Linked DNA regions of Homo sapiens: region 1 is linked to region 2. A link is an interaction called in ENCODE POLR2A ChIA-PET data of the cell type or tissue named here. Cell type or tissue: Panc1. All regions are shown on one strand. Each heading gives the region's core, and the rest is flanking DNA. Links, peaks and the distances in the headings are about the cores only.

Evidence for each region. ChIA-PET counts read pairs that join two places held together with the same protein. Peaks named below come from ENCODE experiments on the same cell type or tissue, not always from the same donor. Only the 100,000 strongest peaks of a DNase experiment are listed, where the experiment ranks them.
Region 1: POLR2A ChIA-PET joins it to region 2 with 11 read pairs; 3 of 35 experiments call an interaction of 5 or more read pairs at or near these places.

What each region holds. Positions count from the first base shown.
Region 1 is chr10:113,302,582-113,309,598 of GRCh38, reverse strand. LOC105378490 (a long non-coding RNA gene) reads right to left here. Exons shown (of 2, transcript XR_946329.2): 1 at 3,471-7,017. Among named protein-coding and RNA genes, the nearest start is that of HABP2, 250 kb to the left of the region's middle. In Panc1, for the core only: no CTCF peak of the experiment used is centred there; no DNase peak of the experiment used is centred there; H3K27me3 peaks cover 182 bases.
Region 2 is chr10:112,953,641-112,960,657 of GRCh38, reverse strand. The region is part of intron 3 of TCF7L2 (transcription factor 7 like 2); the gene reads right to left. Among named protein-coding and RNA genes, the nearest start is that of TCF7L2, 6.9 kb to the right of the region's middle. RefSeq lists an enhancer at 2,524-3,158. In Panc1, for the core only: no CTCF peak of the experiment used is centred there; no DNase peak of the experiment used is centred there; H3K4me3 peaks cover 4,301 bases; H3K27ac peaks cover 5,000 bases.

The DNA.
Region 1 (7,017 bases), core at 710-5,709, 350 kb before region 2:
CTTCAGAAGGATAGGGAAATAAAGGCCCCAGCAGTAGAAAGTCTGAGCTGTGTCATTTGGCAGGTGCCTCTGGGACTGGGAAGAGCATGGGATCTGGAGTCAGAGATCCCCCTTTCAGTCCTGATTCTGGCTGTGTGACATGTGTGACAAAGGCTATCCCAGACAGGCTCAGTTTGCCCTCCAGATTCACTCTCCATCCTCCTGCACTCACTCTATGCCCAGAAGCCTGGCTCCCCCACCCTCCGGCTTCCACTCGGCTTCCGCCAATAGGAGGCATTGGCAGGAGGCTGGAGGGTTGGAAGAAAGGGAGATCCTGGTATTTGCTCCCCCAGCTCCCTTCCCCTAGGCTGTAGATTCTAGCTGGTGTGTTTCTTTTCTGAAGGCCTTGGCTCCTGCCAGGCAGCCCTGTCCCATATCACTCTCCGGATCCCAGCAGCACAGCGACTTCCCTTCATCCCTGCAGGCCCAGGGGTAGTGGTGGCTTCCTGCTGATGCAAGCTCTGGGTACCTCCCCATCCCTCACTGCCTTCCTCACCCCTGCTCCCAACTTCGGCATTACTACCAGCATTTGAGGGAGCCATCTATTTCCTCCCCATTCCCCAAACAATCCAATGGGCAGTTACTTTGAGTCTCTGAGATTCCATTTTCCCCATTAGTAGCATTCCTTTAGAGAAATTCTTGTGGAAAGTAAGTCAAGCGAAGTAATGCACAGGAATGTCCACAATATCGATAAGGTGGAAACCCCAAATGTCCATCGATAGATGAATGTGTACAGAAACTGTGGTCCTTACATGCAGTGGAATATTACTTGGCCTTAAAAAGAAAGGAAGCACTGATATATGCTACAATGGATGAACCTTGCAAACATTATGCTAAACAAAAGAAGCCACATGCAAAAGGTCACATATTTGTGATTCTATTTATATGAAATATTCAGAATAGATAAACCACAGAGACAGAGTACAGATTGGTGGCTGCCATGGGCTAAGGGCTTGGGGGTTACATAAAGAAACTGCTTAATGGATAAGGGGTTTTACTTTGGAGTGATGGGAATGTTTTGGAACTAGATCAAGATGGTGGTGGCATCATATTGTGAAGGTATTAAATTCACCTTAAAATGGGTACTTTTATGTTAGGTGAATTCCACTTCAATAAATTATCTTTCTAAAAAAAGAACATCAAAAAGGAAAACCCACCCAAGCTTTAAAATGGAAAAAGGAAAAGCCACCAAAAACCATAAAATGTTAAATATAATAGATAACAGAATTTTTCTGATCATAATAAAAAACATATATAGCTAATGAAACAACACGTACGTAGCAAGACAAAATTTTAATGTAACTAACACAAGGGCAAAATGAAAGGGCCAGGCTATGAGCTGGTTGGGTTGAGACGGGAAGAGATTTCAGTTGGTGGCAAGAACCGGCAGGAGCCAGGCCTTTGTCTGAAGAATGAAGGTCAGGGCTTTCCAGGCCAGAGGAGGGCACAAATAAAGTTTCTAAGGTAAAAGTGTCAAAGCCTTGGGAATGGGGGTGAGCAGTCTATAGGCGCAGAGGGAGGAGGAGATGGAGAGTGGGGATAGTTGGCCAAAGCCAAATTATCCAGACTCTCAAAGAGTAGGTCCAAGCTTCCTACTAGAGGGGAACAGGGGATCCTGTTAGGGTTTTGAGCAGAAAGCTGGCATGAATCAAGGGTAATTTTAGGAAGATTTCTTTGGCAGCATGTGTGAAACTGGAGGGGACAGGATTAGAAATGATTAGGTAGTTGTCCTACACTCATAAAGTACCAGTCAAGGTGGCAAGGTGGCAAGGTGGCAGTTGGAATTCCTTGGGAGTGAAAAAAAAAATTCATCCATCATGGACATATTTCACTTTTTCTTTTCTTTTCTTTTTTTTTTTTTAGAGGCAGGGTCTCACTCTGTCACCCAGGCTGGAGTGCAGTAGCATGATCATATTAATAGTTCACTGCATCCTCCATCTCCCAGGCTTAAGTGATCCTCCCGCCTCAGGCTCCCGAGTAGCTGGGACTACAAGTGCACACCACCAGGCCTGGCTAACTGGATTTATTTCACTTCAAAAGCTAAACGGATAGACTGATGGGGAGGCAGTCACGTATACAGTGCAGTATTTCCCAAACTGCATCCCAAAGAAGCTTTTCCAAATAGACTTGAACAATGTCTTGTTAAACAAAATCAAACAGGTTTGTTTACCACAGCATTTCTTGAAAGCTTTAATCTACAAACATACGTCTGTAAATATCCAGGAATAGAGCTGCCAGATGTAGGAGGGTGGGGGAGGACACTGCTCAATTTGAATTGTATGGTACACACTTACACTCACAAACCATTTGTTATGTATCTGAAATTTCTAATTTAACCTGGTGTTTGTATTTTATTTGGCATTCCTAAGGAGGGAGCTATAATCTACAACTGTTCTCAAGCATTTTTTTTTTTATCACAAAACCCCTTTTAATGGTACATGCATAGGACAGATATTCCACACATTAGGCCACACTTTAGCAAACACTGGTATAGTGGCAAATCCATTTACACCCGAGTCAGGCAGAAGGGGATCAAATAAAATCCCAACCCTGACTCTGGCTGTGTGACCCTGGCTAAGTCACATAATCTTCCTGGGTCTCAGTTCCCTATTCTGTAAAATGAAGATAATAATAATGACTTCTCAGGGTCACTGGGAAGTTTAAATGAGATGATGTAAATAAAAGTTCAGACCAGTACTGGGAACATGCACTTCTTTTCCATAAGTGCTGGTGAGCACATGATGCCACCATGCTATGGGTAAGGCATCAGTAGGTGGCATGTGGGAATACGGCTTATAAAAGCTTTGCCTTCAACCATTAAAAAGAAAGAAGTCAGCAAAATATATTTTTTGGCAAAGAAAGGCAGCATCTCAGACGGTGAGAGGTATGTGCAAAATAAGTGAACGCTTTAGGCCACTTACAAACTCAGATTTGTCGTTCAAGGTGGTATATATGTTTATCATCTTTCCAGGTGAGACCTCCTAGGGTGGTCCACAGGGATACACAGGAGTGTCGTGAAACCTGAGTGAGCTTCCAGCAGGACACACACACCAAGCTCTGTTTTGTAGCTGCAGAAAGTGAGGAATTCAAAGCAGTGGAGGGCACTGCTGCGGGGGCCCGAGCCTGGGGAAAGAGCCTCCAGAGCAAAAGCAGAAAGGACATCAAAAAACACAAGCAGTGGGGCTCAAAAGGATGGCAGTGGATAAGGGTGTTTCAGCCTCCTTCAAACCTCTCTGCTACCTGGGAAGCTGAGGCAGGACTGCTTGAGCTCAGAAGTTGGAGGCTGCAATGAGCTATGGTTGTACCACTTCATTGTATTCATTTCCTTAAGACAACAAAAGTGAGTCTCACAGTTCTAGGGTCTAGAGTCCAACATCACAGTGCTGGCAGGGTCATTCTCTCTGAGAGCTCTAGAGAGACTCCCTCCTTACCTCTTCCTAGCTCCTTGCTGTTGCCAGTAATTCTTGGCATCCCTAGCTTGCAGCTGAATCACACCAATCTCTGCCTCTGACGTCACGTTGCATTTTCTCTTTGTCTACATCATCTGCCCTATGTATGTGTGTGTCTGTCTCTGTGTCCATTCTCCTCTTATAAGACACGGGTCATAATGGATCAAGGGCTCACCCTACTCCCGTATGCCATCTTAACTAATTACACCTACTACACATCTACTACATACATCCGTCTTTCCAAGTCCTTACTTGGAACCACATTGTGAGGTTCCAGAAAGGATATGAATTCTTGAGAGATACTATTCAACCCAGTGCACTAACTTTCAGAATAATAACAGCAAACACTTACATAATGCTACGAGTGAGACACTGATATCTGTGATTTATACACACTGACTCGCTTTATCCTTGGGACAACCCTAAATGGTAGGTATTATTATAATCACCAGCCTACGTGTGAGGAAATTGGCCCATAGAGTAGCTAAGTCACTTGCTCAGAGTCATTCAGTGAATAAGTAGCAGGGTAAGGATTTGAACCCAGGTGGAAATTTCCAGAATCTGTCCTCTCAATGTTATATTCAAATTATTTTTTAGAAAAGTGGTGTGGACAACAGCTTAAAAGCTGCCTGCTTATAGAGACCAGGAACCTTATAATAAAAATAGAAGTAACCAACAGTTCAATAAAAGCTAATATTTACTGGGGCCCTCATTGTGAAAAGTGCTTTAGGGGTTGGAAGCAGACTCTGTCAATATTCTCATTTTACAGGGGAGGAAACTGAGATCTTGAGAGGGTAAGTATATTGCCCATGGTAACACAGCTAGTAATCTGTGGAGTTGGTTTCTCAAGTATGTTCATAATCAGTATTTTATGTTGGTGGCCAAACCCTCCCATCCACCTTGGGAACTTGGGGACATCTTAATATACCACCAGAAATCCCATTTGCAATGGATCATCCCAGGCTGGAAAACTGGCTTTCGGAGGAAACAAACACAGCTCTGATTTGTAGCATTTGCTGATTTCCATGGCGCAAATACTCCCACTGTGGCCAATTTCAAGCCGGAATGTGATGTCACTGAGCCCAGGGTTGGGAAGAGATGTGTACAATCAGCTCTCATGAGCCTGTCAAGCTGACTCAGTCATGCCCCTGCCCCAGGGATCTTGTGTAAAAGGGTGATGTGGACCCTTGAAAGTAAACAAAGCTCCCGGTCTCCTGGATCAAGACTCAAACAAAGATTCCTTTAGCTTTTAGGTCAAACAGGGAATGTTGGCCCCTTCAGGGCGGGCAATTTCCTAAGCAGGCATGGAATGTGCTTGGTATTACCCCCAGGTTGTCCGTGACACTTACCTTGCATGATTTTTATGAGCATTAAGAAGTAATGTTTGTGCTTAGTATGTAGGAGATGCTTAATAATTAAATCACTACCACATTATTATTATGAAGTCATTATAATGGAACTTGATTTGCATGAAAACTTCCAGCAATTATAATTAAAGCTTTAGGATATTCCAGAGTTGAAGATTAGATAAGGATGATTTACCCCCATTGGACAGTTGAGGAAACTGAGGCAAAGACAGGAGAAGCGACTTGTCTAAATGCATGCAGCAGACAGAGCCAGCCCAGAACCTGGATCACCTGAACCAAGGATGAAAGATGGCAAAGCCAACTTTGAGGCAGTTCATTTCATCCAAGTGGCAGAGCATGGAGCAAGTCCAGCAAGATAGAGCAAATCTGAAAATCTGGGAAATCAAGTTCAAGGTAGAAGTCTAGAGGCAAACAGGTAAGTATTTGTGCTCTGACCTTTCTGCCCAGTGCTGCCTGTCTCACCCATACACACATCTCTCTACTGCTCGTAGAGGAGCAAGGTGGCATGACTGCAAATGCCAGGGAATTTAGGGGGCAACGATCCTTTTGAGGATGGTGACCCTATCAGGAGAAACTGTTTAATCCTACCCACACTCCCAGTCTTTCATTTCCTCCATCCCGGCTGTCAACATAGTTTTATCATTCATTTTGTTTGACTTTGAATTTTGAGGGGATTACACTCACAGGAAGATGCAAACAGCACATAGAATAGTCCCTTCAGTCCTTCATTCAGATTCCTCCTGCTGTGACATCATTTCTGACTCTTGCACAATATCAAAACTGGAAAATTCACATAGTGCAGTACTGTTGACTAGACTACAGACCTTGTTCAGCTTTCATCAGTTTTTGCGTGTGCGTGTGTGTGTGTGTGTTTGCTAGTTCAATGCAATTCGATCCTTCATATAGATTTGCATAACCACCACCAAATAGGATACACAACAATTTCTTCACTCCAAGTAAACTCCCTCTTGTGACCCTTTACATATTCATCCTCCCATTCCTGTCTCTGCCCCCGGCAACCACCAAATGGTGTATGTTACATAAATGGAATTGTATAATATGAAACCTTTTGGAATTGGCTTTTTTTTCACTCAGCATAACGCCCTTATCCACGTTGTTGCATATTATGGGTTGAATTATGTCCCACCCAAAATTCAGATGTTGAAGTCTCAACTCCCAGTAGCTCAGAATGTGAACTTATTTGGAAAAAGAGTCATAACAAATATAATTAGCTAAGATGAGGTCAGACTGGAGTAGAGTGGGCTCCTAATCCAATATGGCTGGTGTTTTATAAAAGAGAGATTTGGACACAGACACCTCACAGAGAGAACACTATACAAAGACTGGAGTTACACTGCCCCAGCCAAGGAACTACCAGAAGCCTTCCCTAGTGCCTTCACAGACAGCATGACCTCACGTGCTCCGGACACTTTGATCTCGAACTTTTAACTTCCCAAACAGTGAAACAAATTTCTGTCACTTAGGCCGCTTCATTTGTGGTACTTTGTTATGACAGCACTAGTAAACTAGTATATTGCATGTCTCAAAACTTTGTTCCTTTTTATTACTGAGTGGAGTTCCAGCGTATGGATACATGAGAGTTTCTTTCAACCATTCGTCCATTGAAGGACATTTGGATTGTTTCCAGTTCTAGGCTATTACGAATAAAGCTGTTATGAATATTCATATAAGGTTTTTGTCTGAAAATAGGTTTTGAAAATAGGTTTGTATTTCTCTGAGAAAAATGTCCAAGAGTGTAACTACTGGGGATTAAGACAAACATATGCTTAGTTGATAAGAAATTGCCAAACAATTTTCCCATATTATTAATTTTTATAATGAGTAGACTCTCTCCAACCTCTGATAAACACTCCTTCCATTTTTAAAAATAGCAATAGACTCTGCAGGGAAGTTAGGAGGAGGGAATGGATGGGGTTGCATCTAGAAAACATGCAAATGCAACAAAAATATGGCATTCTGATAACTTAATGCTGACAATGGCAAAGTGGATTAACTGAAAAGCGCCACGGTCAATCTTGGTTGTCTGAATGAAGTCAGCAATTCAATAATCATTGATTCAATGCTTGCCACGTGCCGGCACCAATCTGGATTCTGGAAAGACCACACAAACTAGGATGGAGCCTTATTCCTCAGAATCACTC
Region 2 (7,017 bases), core at 1,402-6,401:
CTGCACCAGTCACCAGGAGTGCTCCAAGACCACTCCACATCATTTCCTCATCCGGCAAACATGGCTGCTCTCACCTGGCTGTGCCTCACACCTTCAAAATGGCACTTCCCTGCCTGGAGTACCCAGGGAGTCACCAGATGAGAACTCCAGCGTATTTTCCATTTCATTGCTTCCCATGAAGCTCTCAACAAAAATCAGTGACCAAGCCCATCCCCCATTCTACTACCCACAAATGCCTCAGCCCTCACTTGTCCAGAGGAAGAACGGTGAAGACTCGGCAGTTCTCAGCACAGGCTTGCAAAATTCTTCAGCAATGTAAAGACCAACATTTTAAGATTAACCCCTTCCCTTATTATCATCATATCTAGATTCTTCATCTTATTTCTAATCACTACTGGGCTCTAAATTTGATGTTTCTGATATGCAAAACATCAGAGATACCCAGACATGGAATGGGAAACAGCTTTTTTCAACCACAGGAATCTCCTCCTCAAAGACAATTAAAACAATTGAAATCCTCTGTTGGTTTTTCCAGCACTAAGCTAACTTCTAACATGATGCACATTAATTTTTGATGCCTATTCGTCCTGCTAAATTGGGAAGAGGTGGAACATTTACTTTATTTTCAGTTTTATGAATCACCTGGCTTTCTCTTATCTATATTAAAAAAAAAAACAGATCATTTCCTAGGAGGTGTTAGTTTTTTTGGTCCACTTTCCTCTCTACCCTGTAGCTGCTACCATGAGCCACTTGAAATCTAATTTCCATGTAATTACCTTAAGAAACAAAATACTTTTTTTTAGTATACCTAAGACCTTTTCTTAGGTCATTAGTCATTTGAGCAACCACAGGCCATTATAAGCCCAGCTTCCCCTACCCCACTGCCCCCAGTCCTGTGTTGAGAGCCTTTTACATTTAATGGGAAATAAACTTTTGACCAAGACTTTGGGTGACTGCCTGCCCTTATAAAAAGTACCAAGGGGGGCCTCTGACTTCAAGAGAAAAGGCAAAACCAGCATTGCCTGGTACTTGAGCTTAAACATTCCTGCAGAGATCTAGACACTGAACATTTGTACCATCCCTAAACAATAACTTAACGACAGCATCCCCTTTCACTTCCTGGCATTCTGCCTCAGAAATTCTGCTGCAACAAAATGCATGCCTTTAGACACAAGAACAATCTCTCCTACTGTCTCAATGTTCCATCAAATGTCTATTTACCCTCATTAATTTTTCTTTTCCTCAACCTGAAACCATCAGCTATGAGTCAGAGAACGATCATTAACTTTTACAGCTTCTATACGTATCCACCTACTCACATTTGGGGAAAGAAGTATTGACTTGCAACATTGCCTGAGACCAAAATTCTCTAAGAAGAAAAAAAGGGGAAAAAGTCGCTTCAAGAAAGTTTTATCTGTAGGTCTGCGGGGAAATGCTATGTTCATCGTTTCTCCACTTTGTGCTGCAAAGTCTCGCAAAAAAAAAAAGTTGAGCTTGAACTTCTTTATGGTGATGGGCATTTCTGGGTTGATTTTTGAGAAAAACTAGATGATTTTCTTTCAACGTCAAAACATAATTAAAGCTCTTAAACTGTCTGGGGGAAAAAATAAAGTGAATCAAGTTTCCTGCTCTTGTACAAAACATATTTCTAGCATATAGAAAAACACGTGGGCTGAAGTGCTGAGACATGTTCCTAACACAGCATTTTTCATTAAAAGTTGCTACACTAAAACTCTTAAAATGATGCCCCATCATTACTCCACTTAGCAGTCGCAGTGCTGCAACTCATAACGAATTAATTTGCATTAATGTGGGTTTCATGTGTCCTTCCCTGGGTATGCCATTGTGATTCAGGCTTAATAAAACTGACACGACAACAACATAGTGCCTTTTATTTCACTTTCCAAAACAAACCAACCCACCCAAAGACCCACACAAATCCTCTCAATTTTTTAAGCATTTTACTAATATATTTTAGTACATCATAATTGGCCCAGCACGAAGGAATCTAGTTATCTTCTCAGTAAATATTTATAGCGTCACTCTTTCCCATTCATTCTGCATTTTCTTAGAGAATCTCACTGTAGCCTACATCTGCAATTCATTGACTTTACAATTTACCACATGTTGGGATGGGAGAGGTCTTAGCTCCATTTGAATCACTACACAAATATGCAAGTGATTTATCGGTTTCAAGCTGAAGACTGCAAGAGAGGGACTCCACTTTTCCTGAACATTACTTCTTCTGGCAGACCATGAACAATTACAGTGCGTACTAATTAAGCTCTGTAAATGTGCTGTGCCCTGCTAATGCCTACCAGGCCTCAAATTTATTTTCATGATGCCAAACTTTAGGGAGCAATTTTAACTCCTTCAGGGCTGATGCCACTCCTGGCCATTCCTTCCTCCGTAGACCGACCTGGTTGGGGCTACTGCATGACAAAAAGAATAAAATATAACAGGTCGAATTACTAGCCCGAAATCAGATGTGCCTAAGGAGAAAAAACCTATCTTGGGAAAAGCAAAGAACACCTCGGCTGATAACCCGTTCAAAGATCCCACAGCCCCTTCTTTGTAATGAGCTGTTTAGGGATTCATATCTATCCCTGAGGGCTAGTAAGTTTCTGCATGCCATTGATTAGAAAAGAAAACCTTTCGGCCTGGGTCTTTAAGTTTGGGTTGGATGGAAGGAAGGATCCAGTCAGAAATGAGAGCCATCATCTCTCCTGGCCTGGCAAACACCTTTGAATCTCACTTCCTCCTTATACCGCGTAGTCAGTTTGTAATACACCAGAACAGCCCACTTTTTCAACATAAATTAAAATCAGCAGGACAACTGGCCTTCTCTCTCACACTCCAGTCTCCACCACAGATAATGCCTCACCCTCAGATGCTTACACAGTAACTGATAGGAAACACATCTGTGGCTAGGTAGAACACCCTGGGTAATGAAGGGATCGCAGCCCATCTTTGCTGAGCAAAGCAATATCCCTTTTTAATAGCCCAGCCCAGGGTACTCCCACGCCCCTCCATAAGGAAACTTCCAATCTCCAATTTCAATTCCCCCAAACCCAAATCTTTGTTCTCTTGTATTATACTTTTCTTATCTTTCTTAGGCATTTATTCTGTCTCCTCTGGCTACTTTTCTGTGCCTCCTCCCGCAGATACCAGTACATTTTTCACAAATAAGCAGCCCTCCCATCCCCAGTGTAAACCTGGATTTTTTTTCCCCTCACCTATTATATTCTTTTAGTCAACTCTCTTCACCTCATCTCACTTTTTTAAAAACTCTCACGTTAACTAGTTTAACTAGTGTACTATGTAATGTGTACATTTTCCCTTCCACTCAGGGGAACATCATATAAATTAAAGAGCCGTCTCCCATACCAGGTTTCTTTAAGTATTCCTGGGGAAAATGCACAATATAGGCAATGTAATCTCAAAAAAAAAAAAAAAAAAAAAAAAAAGGTGGGGGTGTTGGGGGGAATTAAGAAAAGAGAAAGAAAGGAAAAAGGGAGAAAAGAAAAGGGAAAAGATGCAAACACCTAGAGCAACTTTGCTTTTGAAAAAGGCATCTGTGCAGAGCCCCCACTGAATTTCCATTCCTGAAAGTGCTCTTTATAAATGTGTATAACAATAGCCTAGAGGAAACGTACAAGTCAGCTGCCAAAGGAGTGGTGGCGTCTGTCTCAGTAAACTCAAGATTGTAGAGGTGGGGGTCAGCGGAGAAGGGAGGGCAGCATTTGCATTAGGATACCACCACCTCCCCCCATCTCATTGCTTATAATTAGTGAGAGAAATCTGAGCTACTGCCAATGTCTGCGGACCTTGAATATTATAAGGCCAACGTGGCGTCAAATATCTTAACATTCATAAGTGTTATGGGCTGTAAATAAAGCCTGTGGATTTATGACCTGGTGGTGCGCTTGCCAGCAAAAAGACTGGGGCACATTTCTTTCAGCAGACCTGTCGAGGTGCGAGTTTGCCTTTGGTTGTAAAATTAACCATTTCCTTCACAAATGTGCTCAATTATAAGTCAGAGTTGAAGATTTACTTACATAGTTGCCAATATTCACTCCCAGAAGAAACTCAGATGCCCACATCACACACCCCTTTGAAAATAAGACCCTCAAGAATTTGGTTCAGCCTCCTTTTCCAAACTTTAAAATGTGTCACCTCAAAAGAATTATAAATGCAGTCAAAGATATTATCTAATGCCACTCACCAAGACTAAAAAGCTTACACTTACTTCCCTGGAAAGTGCTTATTTATTTGGCAACTCCAGCATTTAAAAAAAAAAAAAAAAAAAAAAAGGTAAATCACTCCTTGCCTGAAATCTCCTCCCTTCCCCCAATATAATGTCATCTACTTCCTGTGCAGGAGAGAGCATTTGCTAAATCCAGGTTGTCTCATACTTAACTGCCAATAAACCAACTTCCACATAACTTCCAGACAGCTGGGGGAAAGGTCCTCGGAGTTTTAGTCATGGTCCAGAAACACGCGTCCACACAAAAATTTGCAGCTGTCCTTTCTCTACAGTGCATTTTTAATGTGATTCAGGGGGGCCTGTTGTGAAACATCTGACAAAATGTAAAATCCTCTTAGATACCTTCTAGTTTACCCACTGCACGTGTGTAAGAGAAGTTGCACCAGGATTTCTCCACCGAGAAATCTAGGCACTTTTTGCACACAGCCAGGGGCACCTCGTGGGATGTAAGGAGGCATTCGAAACCTGGAAAGACTTCTACTGTAATCTTTAAAAGCACAGCCTCTGGTGCAACTATTAAAATGCTAGTTTTCTAAAGCAAATATTTTTTTCAATGGCGTGCAGAACTGCAGCGATCCAGCACGGCAAACAGAACAGCATTCTTGATCTGCAAGCCCCTGGAAACCTTCCGGTAACTTTTTCACAGCTTGCTAAGAAACAGAAAGCTGACCAACTTCCAGCAATGACTCTAAATGAAATCCCTATCAGTAAAATTAAAATCAAGGTGAAGAACTCCTAGCAAGAACGAGGATTGTTTTCCTCAAAAAACTCTTTCTCAATCAGACACAGAGGGCATCAGTCAAAGCTCCTTCCCTTAAACAGTCAAAAGTTTCCAAAAACACGTCTTCCAGATAAGCTCGTTAGGCTCCCAAATGCCTGAGTTTGTTTCTGGGATTTCAGAAAGTTTCAATATCAACAAAGTGGAAAGCGCTGGCATATTTAATTTATAATCATTAAAATATGACTTATTGGGTGAATGTTGAGCCTATAATCCATACTGCAGACATTAAACCCCAACCTATAAAGATTAGCATGGAATTAATACGGTTGCATTGAGATTGAAATCTAAACATGTTCGCCATAAATATTTCTGAAGGAGATGAAAAACAATTAGCATAAATACCAAAGAAGGGTAAGAACACCTGTTCTTTTTCAGGGCGATAAGCATTTTATTGTTCTCTATTTAAAATGTAATGACCTGTGTAATTACAGTAATATTACATTGTTATGTAGGGGCTTGGAATGTCACACTTTGAAAAGTGTTGTCAAAACAATCAGGGGTGAGGTGGGGGGGTGGGAGGACAACTGGGAAGGACCACCATTAACCCTTCACACTCCAAGGTCTAAATCTTTTGTATTAGAAAGGATTATGTTGTTTCAGTGAGGAAAAAACGTCCATTTTTCACAAGCCAGAAAGAGAAGTTGCCCGGCTAAATAAAATCCCAATGAATAGGCCCCTCTCGGTTTCCTTTAAATGCTGGATTCCAAGTTCAAAAATGAATTCAAGATGCAGCTTATTTATCTGTTCAACCTAGTAGCAAAGAGCTCGGTTGAAAAGCAAATAACTTTGGATAAGAGAAGATGCAAGGGCTCGAATAATCAAGTCCTTAAAAAGAAATTTCAAACCTAACTGGAATTTCAACCACCATATTCCTATTTCCACTTTGCCAGGAGGGAAAAAGAAATGTAAAACTACTTTTTCCAATCAACTTTAATAGGTTACAGTATTCTTATCTTTAATATACAAATGTTACCACAGTTCTAATATTTGCAGTTCTAACACTTCCCATCTACTTAACTAGACCTCTCCTTAATGCAGTTTTGTATCTGAATCTGTCTTTTTAAAAGCCATTCCTATTACTGAATCAAAGACTAAATTAATATTATGCAGAAATCTTTGTCATTTTAAAATAAAATTATTACTATCAAGCTTTATGGTGTCTTCAGCAATTAAAGCATTATTCTTGAGATAATGTATTATTCATCATAAGCCGATTTAATGATACTCTCTAATTCTTTACATTCTTAAATAAAAAAGCAGAAATCAGGGTTCCAGAGAGTTTGCTTTTTAAAGGATGCAGCTGCTTACAGGTACACCATAAGTAACAGAAAATGTAGCAAAAATCACCGCCACCAAGGAGCAAAGGGAAAATAATAAAGCATACAGCGAAATTTGTCTTTACACCTTGCCATTAAAAACACACCCTATAAAACACTAAGGATTTCAGAAGAGTATGGGAAGCCCGCTATCTTGCCTATGCATTCCTCCATTCCTCCCGCAGCTGTATCAAATCTGGATTGCAAGCTGGCCTTCTGATTGAAGACGTCAGGAATGACACACAACAGCCTACCATCCTCATTTCCACTGCTCTGCTGACCAGCCTAAATAAATAACTTTAATTTTGGAGCACATAATCTAACCCAGGTAACAGGGAGGAAGGACGAAGGGGCAGTGTACACAAAGATGTCTGCTGGTGTTTGACATGTAAGTACTAAAACTGCCTACTGAGTTCAGAAATGTGTTCTGAGACTCAATCTGATGTCACAGCACCAGGCCACCCGCTATGTCCACAATTAAAATAACTAGACGCCGTCTATTCCTATAATGCCCACAAAAGGGACCGATCATTGGGAGCCTTCCTTTTCTCACCGGGAAATCATTTATTTGCCTTTAGCAATTTCCCTGTTTGCTAATTACAAGACAACACAACTGCTCAAGTTTGAGAAGGGATGGCAAGATTGCCAGTATC